Linked DNA regions of Homo sapiens: region 1 is linked to region 2. Evidence: chromatin loops called from intact Hi-C (ENCODE). Cell type or tissue: mucosa of descending colon. All regions are shown on one strand. Each heading gives the region's core, and the rest is flanking DNA. Links, peaks and the distances in the headings are about the cores only. Region 1 has its middle 22 kb from the start of LINC02616. Region 2 has its middle 45 kb from the start of MIR4801.

Region 1 (5,394 bases), core at 125-5,124, 220 kb before region 2:
CCATGATCAAGTGGGCTTCATCCCTGGGATGCAAGGCTGGTTCAATATATGCAAATCAATAAATGTAATCCAGCATATAAACAGAACCAAAGACAAAAACCATATGATTATCTCAATAGATGCAGAAAAGGCCTTTGACAAAATTCAACAACCGTTCATGCTAAGAACTTTCAATAAATTAGGTGTTGATGGGACGTATCTCAAAATAATAAGAGCTATCTATGACAAACCCACAGCCAATATCATACTGAATAGGCAAAAACTGGAAGCATTCCCTTTGAAAACTGGCACAAGACAGGGATGCCCTCTCTCACCACTCCAGATGACTACTTCTCAAATGTGCCCTAAACATGCTAACATGTAAGTGACCAATAAATAATATCATGTTTCTCATTGGCATTCTTATATTCAATAAAATAGGTCATTATATTACATATGACATCTAATTTGTAAAAATATACACTTTCCCCCATGGGACTCAGTGTAACTATTTGCATCTTGAGTGTGGAAAAACCTGTGTCCCATGAAAACGTCTGTATTCTTTAAGTGGCTCTCACTCCAATGTAGATAGATATAGGCATAGGTGCAGATCTAGATGCAGGTATAGGTATAGGTTGTTATTACTGTACATCATGTTATATAAGGAATTCTCTTCTCCCTACTCTTTTTCTGAAACAAAGCTCTCCTTTTCACAGGCTATCTGCACTCAGCTTGTAGTTATCAGAAAACAGTTAGTAATTTATTTTAAAAGTAACTTCAGGAAGAAATGGATGTTGTGAATGAAGGAATTTAAAGCAGCATGAAGAATAAAATCAGTCATTTAGTCTGACAGGCAGTCGTGGGCAGCTATTTGGGTTATAAGGCAACTATCTTGCTGTTTAAACCAAACCCCATGCCACATGCACGACCATTGGAGTATTATGTAAGTGTTCAACCAGTGCCAAAATTCTATCATTCTTAGCTGTCTACTCACTATAGGTAGGGCCGATCCCCAAATTCTAAAAGATTGAAATGGATAGGATCTTGATACCATTTTTCTTGTATGTTTTAAAATAGCAAGCCACTCACTTACAAATTTGAACAGGAGATTGCATTTGCCAAACATGTAGTTATAATTGAGATTTTCATTGTGTACCTCTTTGCGAAAATGCAGATGGATTAGCATTCATGGTCACTGAGTTCTGTTTCCATGGATATAGTTTCAGTCATGCCAACCAGGGACAGATTGTGTACTTTATTACTTTGTTTCAAGTATTATTCAAACATTTAAAAAATATCCCAGCACTATACAACATTATATGTTAATGTAGTGGTAATATTTTGGTAATATTTCGTTGACTTTAAATGATTTTGAGGTTCCAATCACGATTTCTTAAAAGTATGCACCTAGATTGTAATACTGAAAGCCTATTGGTTTAACTAGGCATGCTAGCTTGGCGTCCAGGGAACTCCTGAAGAAGCCAGAATTAAGTGAACTCGCAGTTTCATTAATATCCAAAGAAGAGTTAGCCTGGTAACAAGATGTTTCATCTACTACAATTCCAAAAAGCTTTAGAAAAGGCAATGGAGGACTACAGCTAGGAGAAAATTTACTGGTCAGATAAATACAAAAATTATTTCACTCTTCCCTACTAGACTAGTAAATTTTTAAAAACTATGTTTTTATATTCTCGTATTTCTCACAACCCAGTTTTTAAAATTTATTAGTACCTAATACACAATTGTAAATTTAATGTCACATATCTGTTGTTGGTCTTTTAATTAGAACCTGGTACCAACAGAGTTTTAAATACTGACAGTGATGAGCCTGGAACGAATACCGAATATGCATGTTATTTTCAGGAGTGTGTTGAGGCATTCCAAGTGGCATAAAAAATAATGTGTACATAGCTTGTAAACGTGGAAGTTTATTATATGAGGATAAGTTAATTCAATTCAATAAGTAATTTAATTCAATGCACTTTGGATACATTGGAGGGAAAAACAGTCAAAAAATTTTACTCATGGATCTTATATCCTAGCAAGGGAGACCACCAATAAATAATAGATATGATAAACAATTGTGTGGTGTGTTAGAAGGTTACAAATGTTTTGGAACAAAAGAAAAAGTAGAGGGCAAAGGGTAATCTTGAATAGTAGTGGTGTGGGCTGTTGCCAAGTTGCAGTTTTTAAAATGATCAAAGTCTGCCTCATTGACAAGGTGAGATTTAAACAAAGGCTTCAGGAGTTGAGAGAGTTGGCCAAGCAGGTGCTGGGGAAAGAGCTTTCCAGGCAGAGGCAACACCTAGAGCAAAAGTCCAAAGGTGAGAGCGTGCCTGATGTGTTCAAGGAAGACCAGGGACATAAGTGTAGCTCTCCAGGGTAGTGCAAGCAGGGAAGAGCTGTAGAAAATAAGGTCAGAGAGGTAATGAGGAAGCACACTCAGTCATACACAGCCTGACACATGGTGATTATATGAACTTTAGCTTCTGCTGAGTACAGGGAAGAGCCATTGCAGAATTCTGAGCAGAGAAACAGTCTACTGAGATGTAAGTTTCAAATGGATGATTCTATTTTTGTATAGAGTACAGACTATAGAGAGAAGAGGATAAATGCAGGTGACCAATTTGGAGAGGGTTGCAGTAATCCAGGGACAACAGATGGGGGCTCAGATCAGAGTAAGAGGTGCTAAAAAGTAGTTAAATTCTGGATATTGTTTGAAGGTAGAGAAAAAAGAACTTCTTGATGGATTTAATAAGGAAAACATGAGAAAGGGGGGAATAGAGGATGACTTTGGCCTGTGCAACTCAAAAGATGGAATTTCCTCAACTGAAATGAGGAAAACTGGATGGAGAAGGTTCCAGGAAGAAGATCAGGCGTTCAGTCTAGGATACGTTCAAGCAGAATTGTTAGACAGTTGTGTATATGAATCTGAAGTTCAAGTACAAAGGTCTGGAGTGGAGGTTTAAATTTGGGAGTCACCAGCAGATAGATGGTACTCAAAGCCACTGGCCTGGATGATTCCAACAAGAGAGTTCATGTGTGGACCAAGGACTGAGCCTTGGCAATACAACTTTAAGTCAGGACGAAGAGGGAGATTAACCGGAAAGGAGCGCCCAGTGAGTTAGAAGGAAAGCAAAGGATGTGTGTGGTTTTTTTCAAAAGCTAAGAGAAGAAAGTGCATCAAAGGGGAAGGAGAAATCAATTTGGTCAAAACCTATAATAGGTCAAGTGAGATGAGGGGGAAAAAAAATGGCCGTTGGGTTTAGTGACACAGAACTAGTTCATTGGTAAATTTAAATATTCAACCTTGCATCAGTATCGCCACTTTCTGAACACTGCCATTTTGATTTATGCATGGAATTTCCCCCAACCAAGTTTTATGTCCTTGGCTTTCTTTTATTTTTCCTTATAACTGTCCTTTTCTTTGGTGTTTATGGGTGAATATTGGTTTTCTCTTAAATCTTTTAACTCCTTATATTTTATGTGCTTTCTCGGCACATGCTTTTGAATTACATTTTTAAATTTTAATTTCATTTCACATTTATAATATAGAGCAATGTTTGAATTCAGCTATTAACTTTTATCCATCTCTTAGTCTATATTGATTTTTTGGTTGTCTTTCCAAATCACATTCATGCCTTATTTTAGCTGCCACATTGTATAAAGTTATCTAGCATTGTTTAACTTTCACATCTAGTAAGTAGCATAGTAACTGAATTGTAACTGTAATTGACAATAAACATCTGTTTTATTTCCCCATTTTTTGTTAATTCAACAACACAGTTGTATTCTACCTGGTGCATTCATTGAATCTTGCTAAAAAAAAATCTAAATCACACCAATATTTTGTTTCTAACTCCTCCTCTTCAACAGCCTCTAGATTATATGCATTTTCCATTACTTTTATTTGTATTGCAAATTACTGTAATCTTACTTTTGTTACTTTTATTTCTGGAGATTCTTTTGTTACTGTTTACCAACTGTGACTTTCATTCTGGCTGACCTTTGTAATTTCTTATTTATTCAGATTTGTGTCATCTTGCTATTGTAGGTACATTTATACATCCTGGAATGGCATTCCAGTTTACTCAGTGTTCTCAAGGCAATAAATGTCATGTCCTGATGTGAAAATATAACTATTAATATAAAATGAGTGTGCATTAGAGACTGCAATCAGTAGCAGAATAGAGGTAATATAAATTGATAGTTAGGAATATTGAAAAGGAAGTTAAAAGGGGAAAATTTATTAGCTAGCTAGTAATAAAACTCTAGAAAGGCCAATGCAAAGACTTTCTATCTATGCAAGTCCAGAGAACTATACATCTAAGTCATAGCTCTACACAATTGTCAAATCCTTCCCATTTAAATAGTAAATACATGCCCAACATACATACACTTAAACATCATTAAACAAGAATAAGCCAAGGAGCATATTAATAGTCATCTTCATCTCTTCCTCTAATACTTGCTCTGCTTATATGGACAGACATTTTGAGTTCTGACAGACCATTTATTTAGATAGGTTCAATTAGCAAGTTATGCAAGGTAGTCAAACTGATTTGAAAAAAAAATGAATGTCATTGAACACTTCACTGCACAGGATGTCTTCAGTTTTTATTTTCCCAATAAATAGTAAGCTATGTAGTAGACTCTTATGGTAATAATTTCTGTATTCTAAAATGTCAACAAAAGAAAAATATCCCTCAGAATTTACTTATGCTTCAGAGATCTTTCTAAGGATTTAAAACAATTTAGGTAGCCACTCTTTAAAAAAGAAAACAAAACAACAATATGAAACTGTACATATGTAATTCTCTGTGACTCAAAACTCAAAAGTGTTCTTTCCACGGTAGAAACTCAGAAGGTAGAGAGAAAAACCAGCTATTTTATGTGTATGTTGTTTTCAGTTATTATCACATTCTTAATGAATTTTCTGGAGGTCTACAATGACCCTAGATCCCATGAAATGATAAATTAAATGTGAAAGTGTGTCAAGTACTTGTATAAGATACTCCAATGTCTTCAGAATTTACAAAATTTTCTCTGAAGTTATCAAGGCAGAAAAGTGCAGCGATCATTGAGTCACGAGATATAAATTCTCTTCATAGCTGGTTCAACTAGCTGATTGATCCAATGAGTGTTGCTCTGCCTCCCCATTATCCATTCACCCTTATCCTGAGAGTCACTTCCTGATTTCCCTATCGGGAAAGATGCCTCAACTCTGAATTTTATAATTGTTATGCTTTATGTTGCAGATGGATGAATATACAAACCTACTTAAAAGAAGTGGGAATTTATTTTTTTATCTAGAGTCTTTGTTCAGGCAATCCTTCACCCAGAGTTCCAAAAATGGGAAAAAAGACCTAGCTTCTATATCAATTTTTTAGTTGCTTTTATTCCTGTGTTATCTTT
Region 2 (5,394 bases), core at 253-5,252:
CCATAATGAGATACAATTACAGAGATAAATGAGACAAACACTGTAGGTGTTTGACTTGAAGCAATAATACATCTGATTTTTTTGTGTGAGAGAAAAATGCTTTCATTTATCTTACTGGGGGTTCTCCTAAACTACTGAGTACGAATTCCTTCTGGAGGCCAAACATGTCCCTCAGTAAGCATTTAAGCATGATTGAGGGCTGACTTGATGAGACTGCCTACATTAAAAGCATTCTCCAGTGCAAAATTAAATTTAAACTAGTAGCCTTTCATGACTTTCTGGATAATCAGAAACTGAGAACTTGCATTTCAAAGAGGGCAAACTGGTCTCCTAGTGCCACCACAATGCTTTCTACACCGTATGTGAAAGCAGTGGCTCTACCCATTTTGAGCCCTCCCTTCCAAACTCTTCACGTGCTGGTGGTCAACAAATGCTTTTATGGTGGTGATGGGACAAAAGTTATTAATGTTAAGAGTTTTCCCAGGCTTCTTCCTCATGTAGACTGCTAATCAGGATTCAGCCTTGACTCTCTTACTCTTTTTGGGTTCTCCACTATCAAAGGGTACAGAACAAGGGTTAAGAGAGAAAGGACAAGACCATGTAGACTTGGGCTAGAAGAGAAATTTTCAAAGGAGTTTTAAAATAAGAGGCATAGGAACAGCTGCAGGATATGAAAGCAGTACTTGCGACAGGAAATTGGAGATACTTAGAATTGTGTGGGGATTCTAAGAATCATGATGCTTAGGAAATATAAGAATATGTATAAATGACTTGGATTGCTTTGAAACTACTTTTGGTTGCTGAAATTTTGTCTGTCTATGAGATTTCTCTGGCATTGAATGAAGTGGGTACTAGCTTAAAGGCATTATAACTGTTTTCCCTTAGCACCCTATCTTTCAAGAGGAATGGAAGGGGCCAACTTTGACAATATATTTCTTGAATAGGGTGAACTCCTGATCTCAGTATTCATCACTTTTTAAATCACATTCTGGTCAACTAACAGAATGGAGTCTCAGTTGGTTCTGTTGTATCTGGGAGTGAGATTCATGGTCAACCAGAATGGCCGAATAGGAGGCAAAGAAATTAGGACCAAGAAAGGGCCAGAGAAGCCTCCATGTTTACGGGTTAAACCAGAGGCAGCCTCAGAGCAAGTTGATTTTACATAATCTAAATTCTCCCATATCTATGCCCCTCCCTTAACTGCTCCAGCTTTATTCCTTTGCTGTCTCATGTCTGATCTCTCTTTGAGGAGTCAAACGACTCTTGCAACCTCATTAACATAGGGATGCTACAGCAAAGCTGGGGGAGAAGGGGAGAAACAGAATTCATAATCAAGCAGAGCTGGGTTCAAATTGTGACTTGACTATTTACTTTCTTGCAGAGGTTACTTAAACTTTAGAAACTGCAGTCTTCCTTTCTGTAAGGTGAGGATAATGATAGAAAACTGTCACATGGGTTATTTTGAAGACTGTATGAGACAGCAGTGATAAAGCACTTAGCATGGAGTGTGGATCTTAATCCCCAAAGACACAATCCTGAATACCATAATCCCAAATGTTGAAATCCTAAAAGATCAAAATCCCTAATGTCTAATATCCCAAAAACCGGGATCAGGAGGAACTATTACCTTGTTACGGTTGTTATCTGGAAATTAATTGTGCTTTAAGGAGCTAGGAGTGGCTATGTATTTTGTCTTTGCATCATTTCCAATACTGGAGGTATAAATTGTGCAGAGATTTTAAGAGAGTTCTAATTGTTTCATGCATTTTTTGCAAATTTCACTCCACAAAAGTGCATTACCACAATGTTGCCTTTGTGTGTAAGCATAGTGCATGCATGTAAAAATGTTGAAACTTCCTCAATAAGTGAAGAGATGTCTTTTTTGTACATCTGCATTTGCAAAAGACAAAATTTCTCAAGATTTTGGCTGTTTGGGCAACTGCATATGTGTTGGTGACCTATCACAGTTTTTGATCAATCTTGTCGAAAGATTTAGGTTGTGTGTTACTATTTCAGATGACCACATTTCTAAAGATGGGTGCAAACAATCACCAGCCATAGTGAGATGTATTTATACATCTCCCTTTTTGACCTATTTCTTTATGAATATGGTTCATCTGCTCATAACTCTTATACTTATGTAACTCTTCTTGATATACCTGATTGTTTATGCTTCTAAAAATATGTATTTATTATTGACTATTTTGTTGTGTAAAATGGACTGTGAAATGTTCTCTCATGTTTTCATATGTTGCTCAAATAAATGCCCTTTTAAAATAGAAATAAGTATTTTCTAAATAATGTGTAATTTTTTTCGGAATTACATTTTCAGGATTTTAATCTCTTGGGATTTCAATATTTGGGATTGTCTTTTTTGGGACATGATCAGCTCCCCTTAGAATGACACTCAACCCATACTAAGTTCTAAATAAATGTTAGCCATTAGCATATTATCATTAGCACATTGTTGTAGGTCAATACTTCTTAGCTGTAATTATTTTTGTTATTGTCATCCTGTATCATCCTCCAACTCTTCTTTCTCTCTGCACCCTTGCCTTCTTTAAGAACATTTTCTGAACCTAATCTGCATGGCTTGATACAAGCTACTGCATTCAGATGTGGTCATAACCCATCACAGCCTCATCTGAAGTCTTCAGGGAATCATCACTGCTGGTATCCATCCAGCCTAGCCAAAAGTTTTCACCTGCATCTCTTTGGTGTTTCCTTCTGCTGAACTCATGACTGTTTCTGGACACCACTGAGCCATGCTTCCAATAGACGAAGCAAGTCTGAAATTTAATCAGAACGCCTTCTCCCTTTACTCTAACCTGGTATTCAAAATCCTCCCAAAAGAAAAATGAATTCAAATATTAATATTTATCACATGGTTTTCTAAAGACGTCTAAGAAGAAAGAAAGTGGGGTTTTCTCCTTAAGTCTGAAATAATTTAAAGAAATATAAAAGCTTAAAAGAAGAACTTTTAGAAAAGAATTTTAAAATAATTATTCTCATCCTGAAAAATCTAAACCATCTTACGCACAATTATTCTCCCTGCTGTGAAAGAAGAAACCTAAAGGGACAGGAGTAAGCACTGATAAATTCTGAATCTCTTGCAATTGTCCATCGCAGAAATCTTGTGAGATTAATGGTATCATCCCCTCCCAACCCCACTGCACAGATAAGGAAACTGAGGCTTAGGAAGGGGAAGTGACAAGACCACCCAACTAGAAAATACCAGGGCTGTAACAGAAGCCCCAACTGTGAAAATCATTACAATACAAAACTCAGCGGCAGCTCTAACCCTCTGATAGAGTTGCTTTTTCCCCACACTTCTCCTCACTTCCTTATTACTCTCATTGAATATCCATAATAACCCAGAAGAGCACTATATATATAGAAAGGCACATTTTATTGGCTGATATTTCCACAGTTGGAGTCATTTCCCCTGTAGCATGTGACAACTTCTGCATTGAGTCCACATGATAGCCTGGTGTTCTGAATCACGGTTCAACTCAATTCTATTTACCAAACTCCCAGAGTCTTAAAAATCACTTTACTGGAGTTACAGTCATGAGAAAACAAGTTACACAGAGGGACCTGCTGAGAGGGCAGCTGCGAAGTGTCCTGAGCAATTACAGATCAGCGGCATTCCTTTCTATTTGATCTTTAAAATCACAGCAGATTTTAAGTTGGGAGGAGAAAAATCAGAGCACCCATGGAAAATAACCAGTGGGTGAATGAGAATGTCTCCAAGTTCCTCTGTGTCATGCCCCTTTTCCATCCATCCCACTTGCTTCCATGAAAGTTACTGACAAAGCTCTTCTCTGAACCATTACCATGTAGGAAACATAAGGGGATTGTATTATTGACTAGACTAGGACAGGAATTTGGACTAGGACTAGACTAGGACTAGGAATTTGGTTTTGTTTTTTTTTTTTTTTTTTTGCACAATTATTTTATCAAACTATCCTAACATCTTTGCCTGATCTTTTTTTTCACGTTTATTTTAGGTTCAGGGGTACATGTGCAGGTTTGTTATATAGATAAATTGCATGTTGCAGGGGTTTGGTATACAGATTATTTCATCACCCAGGTAATAAGCATAATACCCCAAAGATAGTTTTTCAATTCTCACCCTTCTACCCTCCATCCTCCAGTGGGCCCCAATGTCTATGTTCTTTGTGCCCATGTGCGCTCAATGTTTAGCTCCCACTTATAAGGGAGAACACATAGTATTTGGTTTTGTGTATTTACCATGTTAGTTTGCTTAGGATAATGGCCTCCAGCTACATTGGAGTTGCCACAAAGGACATGATCTCATTCTTTTTATGGCTGAATGTTATTCCATGGTATATATGTACAACATTTTCTTTATCCAGTCTACCATTGATGAGCGTCTAAGTTGATTCCATGTCTTTGCTATTGTGAATAGTGCTGCAGTGAACATATGTGTGCTTGTGTCTAAATGATAGACCAATTTTTTTTTTTTTTTTTGAGACGGAGTCTGGCTCTGTCGCCCAGGCTGGAGTGCAGTGGCGCGATCTCTGCTCAGTGCAAACTCTGCCTCCCAGGTTCACGCCATTCTCCCCGAGTAGCTGGGACTACAGGCGCCTGCCACCACGCCCGGCTAATTTTTGGTATTTTTAGTAGAGACAGGGTTTCGCCGTGTTAGCCAGGATGGTCTCAATCTCCTGACCTCGTGATCCACCCGCCTCGGCCTCCCCAAGTGCTGGGATTACAGGCGTGAGCCACTGCGCCTGGCCATGATACAAAGATTTCTAATTTGGGGGTTATATATCCAATAATGGGATTGTTGGGTTGAATGTTAGCTCTGTTTCAAGTTCTTTGAGAAATCACAAAACTGCTTTCCACAGTGGCTAAACTAAATTTAAATTCCCACCAGCAATGTGCATGTATTCCCTTTTCTCTGCAGCCTCGCCAGCATGTGTTATTCTTTGACTTTTTAATTATACCCACTCTGACTGATGTGAGACGGCATCTCACTCTACTTTTGATTTGCATTTCTCTAATGATTAGTAATGTTGAGTATTTTAATATGCTTTTTGGCCACATGTATTTCTTGTGAGAAGTGTCTGTTCCCGTTCTTTGCCCCTTTTTTAATGGGGTTATGTTTTGCCTGTTAATTTATTTAAGTTCCTTATAGATTCGGAATATTAGGTCTTTGTTGGATGCATAGTTTGCAAATATTTTCTCTCATTCTGTAGGTGGTATGTTTACTCTGTTGATAGTTTCTTTCGCTGTGCAGAAGCTCTCTAGTTTAATTAGGCCCCATTTGTCAATTTTTGTTTTTGTTGCAATTGTTTCTGACATCTTCATTATGAAATCTTTGCAGGGTCTATGTCCAGAATGGTACTTCCTAGGTTTTCTTCTAGG

The links. Hi-C counts contacts between places; a loop is a spot of excess contacts. Peaks named below come from ENCODE experiments on the same cell type or tissue, not always from the same donor. Only the 100,000 strongest peaks of a DNase experiment are listed, where the experiment ranks them.
Region 1: a loop joins it to region 2, with 9 times the contacts of the local background. A loop is called at or near these places in 1 of 110 quality-filtered maps.

Annotation. Positions count from the first base shown.
Region 1 is chr4:36,977,377-36,982,770 of GRCh38, forward strand. No RefSeq gene overlaps it. Among named protein-coding and RNA genes, the nearest start is that of LINC02616, 22 kb to the right of the region's middle. In mucosa of descending colon, for the core only: no CTCF peak of the experiment used is centred there; a DNase peak (open chromatin) is centred at 2,285.
Region 2 is chr4:37,194,675-37,200,068 of GRCh38, forward strand. No RefSeq gene overlaps it. Among named protein-coding and RNA genes, the nearest start is that of MIR4801, 45 kb to the right of the region's middle. In mucosa of descending colon, for the core only: no CTCF peak of the experiment used is centred there; no DNase peak of the experiment used is centred there.